2 separate regions of the Homo sapiens genome follow, and region 1 is linked to region 2. Evidence: chromatin contacts called from ENCODE Hi-C or POLR2A ChIA-PET data. All regions are on one chromosome and are shown on one strand. Each heading gives the region's core, a stretch centred on a gene start or an enhancer-like site at or near the end of the contact. The rest is flanking DNA. Distances are from core to core; before and after follow the strand shown.

Region 1 (3,832 bases), core at 591-3,090, 71 kb before region 2:
GGTCAGGAGTTTGAGACCAGCCTGGCCAACATGGTGAAACCCCATCTCTACTAAAAATACAAAAATTAGCCGGGCATGGTGGCATACACCTGTAATCCCAGCTACTCGGGAGGCTGAGGCAGGAGAATCGCTTGAACCCGGGAGGCAGAGGCTGCAGGGAGTCAAGATGGCGCCACTGCACTCCAGCTTGGGCGACAGAGCAAGACTCCATCTCAAAAAAAAAATAATTTTTTTTTTGTTTGAACGTATGCTTTCATTTCTTTAGGATCTATACCTGGAAATACATATACCTAGGAATAACTGCTCAGTCACATGGTAAGTCTATGTTTAATATTTTGAGAAACTATCAGACTGTTTTTCAAGTGGCTGTAACATTTTACATTCCCACCAGCAATGTCTGAGGAATAGATAATTGAAGCTAGACCACAGAAGGGAGACTATTAACTAGCTGTCTGTTAGGGAATGGCTAAACTAGCTCTGCAGAATGACAGCTTGTGTTACTGACAACAGGGATGACAATGCTTCACACCAAGTTTTAGAAAGGAGAGATTATCATTGTTGGGGCATTTTCCTCCTTTTCTCCCCACTTGCCTAGGCCTGGTCCAGGCCAAGGCAATATAAACAGCTTTTTACACACAAACTAATGTTGTTCCCATCTCTAAGAGAAAGTAATACAGAACTGTCAGAGCCAGGCTTTAAAAAGTCCTCTATCATTTCTCAAATCCTGATAGTAAGGTATGTTGTCCTTCTGAGTCTCCATAATTGCTGTATAAAAGTTATGAAATTTCTTATGCCCTCACCATTCCTTTTGATCCATTAGGTTGAACCCGGCCCAAATACATACGTTCAGTAGGTCAAGCATAGGCTAGCTTCAACACAGTGTATTCCTGTACAGTGGCATCTGCAAGCCAAATAGAACTGGTAGAGGGAAACAGATGGCTTCTAAAAGGGGAAGAGAAGAAAAACAGAAGGTCAGGTAGAAGAGGGTGTGGCGGGGGAAGGAGGGATAGAAAGAGGATAGGAGAAAGGAGAAGCATATTTCTGGTTTTGCTCTTCCCACCTGTCACAGCACTCTCCTTGCTGGTTGCCAGCATGCTCCCTTGCAAACACAGCTGCAAGTGACAAAGAGCAGCCGCTGTCCTACTCAGGGGGTCCCCTCCACGTTCCATATTGTAAACTATACTGAAATGCCAATTGCATACAAGAAAGGGAATTACACACCCATTAGAGTCACGAATAGCAAACTGCTGTCTATATCCAACAAATTAGCACTGAGAACCATAGGTTCCTAAAAACAACGTTAAGACTATCCAGCAAACAGTAAAAAGCAACAGAATCAAGAGATTAAGTACTAAAAAATGTGGCTTATTTTAATTTTGTATATTTGTCAGACCTGTGATTAACTCAATCAAAGTAGGACCATATTCTATCATATATTTCATGTAGTCACCACATGTTCAATTTGCTGTAGGGCTCTGCTCTTATGCAATTAAAAGAAAATTAGCAAGTCTTTCCCCAGCAGAGTTAGCGATTGCCACTAGGGATTGCCACTGAAAGGAAATGCTTCACGCCAAGTTTTAGAAAGAAGAGATACTAGCTGTTGGGACATTTGCCTCCTTTTTTCCCCCCTTAATTTGGCCTAGGCCAAAGCTACAGTAAAGGGAACATAAGCAGCTTTTTTACACACAGACTAATGTTGCCAGCAGCATTCCAGTGTCCTTGCTCACGGCAGGAGAAAGGCATAGGGACTAATACCACTGGGTCTTGTTGAAGAAAAGTGGCCGGCTTACTTTGATCAACTGAGTGGTGTGCTGATCAGTGTGATTTCCCTGTTCTGCTGACTGTGAGCATGTTGGGGAGAGCAGGAGAGCTGGCTTTTGAGAGGCCCATGCAGGGAGGCAAATTCCATAGCTGCCGAATCACAGAAAGCAACAAGAAATAAAAGAGGGCTGAACTGGAAGCAGACACCTTAATTCTGCCAGCATGTTACTTACTGATATAAGCATCTCTGGGAGGGGAATGAAGTAGGTACTTCTATAATTTTAATTCATCAATTGCAGTACTATACATAAAACTATTAAGCACAATGTTCAAGAGCATAGTCCAAGATCCTGAAACTATAATTTACAATTTTTAATTACTTCAATTTGATGGAGAAGAGAAAGAATGGGAATTAATAAGATTTTTAAAAATTAAAATTGAGGAAACAGGAACACATCAGCCTATGTGGCTCTTGGCATTGTTCGAGACAAAGGAAGTATGTCCAGCAACTGAGTATGTGTGCAGGACTACAGCTATGGCATACACCCCTCTCTACTATTTGCCAGAGAGGCAGCTGCTGGATTAACATGAGTTAATCTGCTTGTATGCTACACAGATTTTTTTCTAGTAAATTGCAAAAATTTACCTAAAGATAAATATAGCAGTCTCCGAGTTCTCTGTGCCATTCAGCTGCTGCTGAGAAACACTTCTGTTATCTTAAATTTCATCAGCAGATTGTACTCCTTCCTGGGAAACAGCAGCAAAAAGTAGCTTTCTAAAAGCATAGTTAGTCTCTCTGAGGTAAAATACACCACATTTAAATGGCTTCTTCCAAAAAGGATAACTTTCCACCTTTCAAGTTTTAATTCTTGATAAATAAAGTATGTGGTTTCTTATACTAGATCTAATCATTGCTGCTTTAAAGAGTAAATAGTCAATTGCAAATTGAGCAAATTGCTTTGGCTATCCTAGTACCAGAAATGAAATGGATTAGGTCAGCAGGTGGCATGTCATTTCAGTGCTGCCTGGGGGCCCAAAATACAGTTAGGTCATTTTTATTCTTGTGACAGCCGGAATGAAAACCAGAGCATTTACCATTACCTCCCACCTCCATTCTCATACCATCTTGGGCACAAAAGAGTTTACTAGGCCTTCATTTCCAGTGTCCAGACTCCTTCTGGGGCCTCGAGAGATAAATGGGTTGAAATTGCCTAAGGAAACCTCAAACAGAGTACTCTAACTTTGGTCTTCAGAAACACAAAGCTTCTTGTCTACACAAGAAAAACTGAGTTCTCATTAACCAGCTGTTTTTAAGCATGCCAATGTGCAATTCCATTCTGTAGTACTTTCCTTGAAGGAAGAGAATGGTCATCATGCCTCAACTCAAGGGGGTGAGGACACTGGTCTCTGCTACCACGAAGGAAGATATTAGAGGAAGACAAAGGATTGGATGAAGGAATGGACTTAAGCTAAGAAGCAGAAACAAAGGTGATGGGGGTGGGGAAACATGCAGAAGAAGAAAAGATAAACTGGGACAAAAATTCTTCTGTACAGAAACCAGGAGCCTCTTGCAATGGTTGGAACAGTTAAAATATCCAAAAATAGCTTTTCTATCAAGCCTTCTTTCCCCCATATGTGTTTCAAACTACTAGTAGAATTCCAAATATAAGGTAGCCTCCCAAAGTTTACTCCTATGAAAACAGTCAAAGGAATAGTCAATAGTCAAGGTTGAGATGATCCAGGAGTAGCATATGACCCAGGCCTAATGAGGGGACTCCAGTTCCCTGGCCACAAAAGGATGACTGATTCAAGAATGGACCTAAAACTTGTGCCCATGCTCTATGCTGGTACTTCCAGGAAAAAACAAACAAATAAAAAAAACTTTCCCTCTTCAATGGAGTTGATTAAATGGCAGGCTGTAAACCTAGAGCTGCCAGAGGCAACCTCTGCCAGTACAGGACAGCCTGTAAGCAAATGAAGCCAAAAGAGGGAGAAAGTGTCCTGAAGCTCCTAAATCCATCCATGCCTGAAAGCAGCTATATCCCTGAACTTACTACTTATATATACCAAT
Region 2 (3,866 bases), core at 1,265-3,764:
TACGCTTACATGGTTTAGCCTCAATTTCAGTACCCTTACCAGGCCCTCAATAAAGCTACAGATGTTGGTGAGAACTCGCTCAAAAAGGAGATAATTCCAGCCCCTCGCCTTAAAGAATCCCTATCAAGTGAACCTGTGAAAAGACTTCCTTCCCAGAGTGCACAACTGCTTTAAAAAAAAAAAACTTTCATCAGCCCAAATTAATCTGATTCTAATATTCAACTATCCATTATTTATATATAAATGTTCTTCCCTCTCTAACTTTCCCAGCTCGAGCATCTACATTCCTGACACCGACTATTAGCAAAAATGCACAACTCCTTCCCCAGCTATGGGGCAAATCTTTGAAATCTGAAACACAGCCACAAAGTTCACTGTCAAGGCCAGGTGATGAGGCCCACACATGCCCGGACCTTCACTCAGATTTGAAATTCTAGAAATCCAGACTCCCAGAGACATCATTTTAAAAACAACACAATGTGGACGTGCAGAGTGAGATCCTCTACTTCCAGACCTAAACAAAGAATATTTCAACATATGACCGGAATATGATGACACCAGATTCACCAATGAAAACAAAACCTGCCGACCATTAGCAGTCGTACCCTCATCACAACAACTCAACTACTTAGAAATCACTCTCGGCACATCTGCACCCGACAACCGGCCTGTGGCCTTCTCCGGGGGTGCAAGCCACAGACAAAGTTGAAAGAAGGCGTTCTCCTCCGGTGCCCAATCTCGATACCAACCCCTCCCCTACCAGGGCCACCTTGCTGCTACCCACCATCGCGAACGTGGTCAGGGGAAAAAAAAAAAAAAGAAATCCTAACAGCACCGCTCAGCAGAATAAAGAGACCAAAGAGAGGATGACGAGAAGTGTTGGGAACTGCGTGCACGACGGGGCTGGACCAAACGGAAAGAGTCCCACTCCGCGCGCCCCTCCCCCCGGCGGGGGCGCGGGCGGGGGAGGGGCGGCCGCGGCCCCTCTCGGAGCGGCCTGTCCGCCCCGGCCCGCTCGGGGTCCCGGGGGCGCCCCGCGGCCGCCGGCGGCGGGGGCGAATGCGGGAGGGCCGGCCCCGGGGTGAGGGGTGCAGGCAGACTCTCCGGAATAACAAGTTGCAGAAGAAGAAGAATAAGCGGAATTTCCCCAACGCTGCTCCGGCCACCCAAGACAAATGCACCAACACACTCACACTCACACACACACAAACACACACACTGGGGCCCGGCAGCGTCAGCAGCCGCAGCTTTTTTTTTTTTAAACCAGATCCCTCAGTCAACAAACAAGATGGTTTTCCAAAAAAAAATTTTTTTTAATTAAATAAATAATCATAATAAAAACTTCCCCCCGACAGCATCCCGGGGTGGGGTGGGGGGGATGGAGGAGCCCCAGCTACCTCCCCGGCCGAGGGACAGCCGAGGGGGGGCGGGCGAGGCTCCGTGCCCCCCGCCCCCGCCCGCAGCCCCCGGCCGGCCCCCCGCCGGGACAATGTGACGCCCCCTCCCCGCCGCCCCCGGCACGCCGCCTCTGTCACCGGCTCCGGCCCTGCACTCTGCGCCCAGGCTTCCGAGGCTGCTCATAAACTTACTTCCAATTTATCCTGGGGAGGGGTGGAGGGCAGAGGGGAGGGGGGGGAGCCAAGGTTTTCCCATTGTCTTTTTTTTCGGGGGGGAGGTATGGGAAGGGCACGCAGGGGGGCGCCCCGAAGGGGAAGTTATTGCTCAAATCTCAAGTTGACTGAGGGGTCCTGACGAGAACACCCCCCTTTCCCTCCTCCCTCCCACACACCCCTCCCCTCCCCCTACCTCCCCCCACAACAAACTCCAAGCAGGCAGCCCCTGATCCTCCCAGAGACAAACACCAGCGACAAGACAGAGGGAGAGAGGAGAGAGGCAGAGGGGGAAGGGGGAGGGAGGGGAAATAGAGCTACTCCAGAAAAAAAGAGAGAGAGGAGAGTGAGAAGAAGAGAGAATGGAAAAGCTGGGATACTGCACCCTCCTGCTGCTGGCTGGCTGTCCCCCCTGGCAGCTGGAGGCAGGAACTCTGAGCAGGAGAAGCAGGAGGAGGAGGAGGAGGGAACTCTTCTTCATGGGGAGGGAGGGAAGAAGCTGGAGCTGCTGCTGCTGCTTCTGCTGCTGCTCTGGGCCTCTCGCACTTTTTAGATATTAGTGTGTTAAGATGGTAGGTTGTTCCCTTCTCCCTCCTCCTCCTCCTCCTCTCCTCTCCTCTCTCTCTCACTCACTCTCTCTCTCTCTCTCTCTCTGGGCTGTTTCTTTCCTCCTCTTCCCCAGGCAAGGGGGGGTGGGGAGGAGGGGGTTGGGGGGAGGAACTGGATCCTCCTCCTCCTCCAGGAGGGACACACACAGGCCCCGGGCCGGAATCGGGAGGGGGGAATCAGAGCAGCAGGAGAGAAACTGTAGGAGACAAACAAGCCCAACTCTTCATCCTCCTCCTCCTCTCAGCAGCAGCAGCGAGCACCACCAGCCCATTCACCACCCGGCCCCGGGCCGCAGCACCTCCGCCGCCTCAGCCCGGGGATCCCTCCGCCCAGGCCCAGACACACTCGCCCGCGCGGGAGCCCGCCGCGCGGCCCCGCCGGCCCGCCGCCGCCGCCGCCGTGCGCGCCCCCGCCGCTCCCGAGAGCCGGGCGAGAGGGACTGGGGCTGGGAAAGCGGGGACGAGGGCGAGGGGAGAGGAGGCGCCGGGGGAGAGCGGGCCGCGGCGGGGAGGGAGGGGGCCGCCGGGCGGAGTGGTACGGCGGCCGGCCCGGGCCCCCGCGCCTCGGCCCGCGGCTCCCGGGACGCTCGGGTCCCCCCACCGGGGGCGGTGGGGCGTCGGCGGGGGGGGCGACGGGGGCCCGCGGCGGCGCTCGGGCGGGCGGACTACTTGACGTGTCGGTGCGGCGAATTTATTTCACTTTGCCTAAGGAACGGGGTGTGCTGCGGCACCCATTGCCTAGGGAAAAAACCCGGATGTAAAGTGAGTGAAACTAAACTAGAGTGAAGTAGGGCAGCGGCAGCCAAACTCCAGTGCAGCGGCGGCGGCGGCGGCGGTGATGGGGCCGAGCACCGAGCGGCGGCGAAGGCAGCCAAACTCCGGGGCCCGTGCAGCGCCGCAGCTCGGCTCCCGTGCAGCCGCAGCCGAGGCGAGGCCGGAGCCCGCGGCGGCCCCCCCAACTCCGCGGCCCGAGCCCAACTCCCCCCTCCCGCCGGCGGGAGCTGCAAAGGGGCTCCAGAGCGGCCCCAACTCCCTCCAGTGCAACAGCAGTTTGAAGGGGGGGGGGGAAAGCCGTGAGGGGCAGGAGCGAGGAGAAGTGATGGGGAAGCACTGCAATGGGGGAGCGTGGTCCAGGCAACAGGAGAAAGATGCAACCTCAAGTCGAATGCAACATGCAATCCCCGGCCGCCGCTCGCCCGCTCCCTCCCCTCGCCACCCCGCCCCCTTTCCAAATAACTACCCTTGAACCACTTTATTAGCAGTACTTAGTCCAGCACTCGCTCCCGGGAGGGGCGGGGGACGGGGGCCTTCGCTCACCTTTATTTATTGCTGCTTTCTCCCCCCTCTCCATGTTTTTTATTCCTAAGTTCTTTTGTTCTAAGGGGGATGATGGCATTTACTTTTCTGCTTTGTGTAGCAGGGCAATCACTGGGAATCGGCCACGTATAATCCGGCGGTTTGTCATATTTTATTAGTGAAAGTATTTTATGCCTATTCTACCTCCAAGGACTGTAACATGGAGAATTGCAGGGAGGAGAAAAACATCAGAAGAATTCTTGTTTTGAGAGATTTCTTGGCGGGGCGGGGGAGGGCCTTTTTTTTTTTTTTTGGAGGGGGTTTATTTAGATTTTCGAATCGATAGTTTTCA

What was found. A loop is a pair of places that touch in the nucleus more often than their neighbours do. ChIA-PET counts read pairs that join two places held with the same protein, here RNA polymerase II (POLR2A). Pooled maps may share reads with other maps.
Region 1: a map of IMR-90 shows a loop between it and region 2 (2.5-fold over the local background). The contact joins the enhancer-like site here to the promoter of PHF21A in region 2. A Hi-C loop is called at or near these places in 9 of 168 maps with a recorded cell type or tissue (HepG2, IMR-90, adrenal gland and 5 more) and 9 of 50 pooled maps. POLR2A ChIA-PET finds 5 or more read pairs at or near these places in 5 of 52 experiments (AG04450, CD4-positive, alpha-beta T cell, IMR-90 and 2 more).

Annotation. Positions count from the first base shown.
Region 1 is chr11:46,048,556-46,052,387 of GRCh38, forward strand. The region is part of intron 6 of PHF21A (PHD finger protein 21A); the gene reads right to left. Among named protein-coding and RNA genes, the nearest start is that of PHF21A, 71 kb to the right of the region's middle. Within about 2 kb of position 1,841, at least 6 of the 41 ENCODE cell types and tissues checked have a DNase peak (open chromatin) inside an H3K27ac peak, as active enhancers do; they include IMR-90 and adrenal gland, where a contact is called at or near this core.
Region 2 is chr11:46,118,940-46,122,805 of GRCh38, forward strand. PHF21A (PHD finger protein 21A) reads right to left here and starts at 2,515. Exons shown (of 19, transcript NM_001352027.3): 1 at 1,996-2,515. It overlaps LOC105376661 (a long non-coding RNA gene), which reads left to right and starts at 3,206. Exons shown (of 3, transcript XR_931252.4): 1 at 3,206-3,866. RefSeq lists silencers at 574-731, 915-974, 1,045-1,124, 2,538-2,597, 3,038-3,347.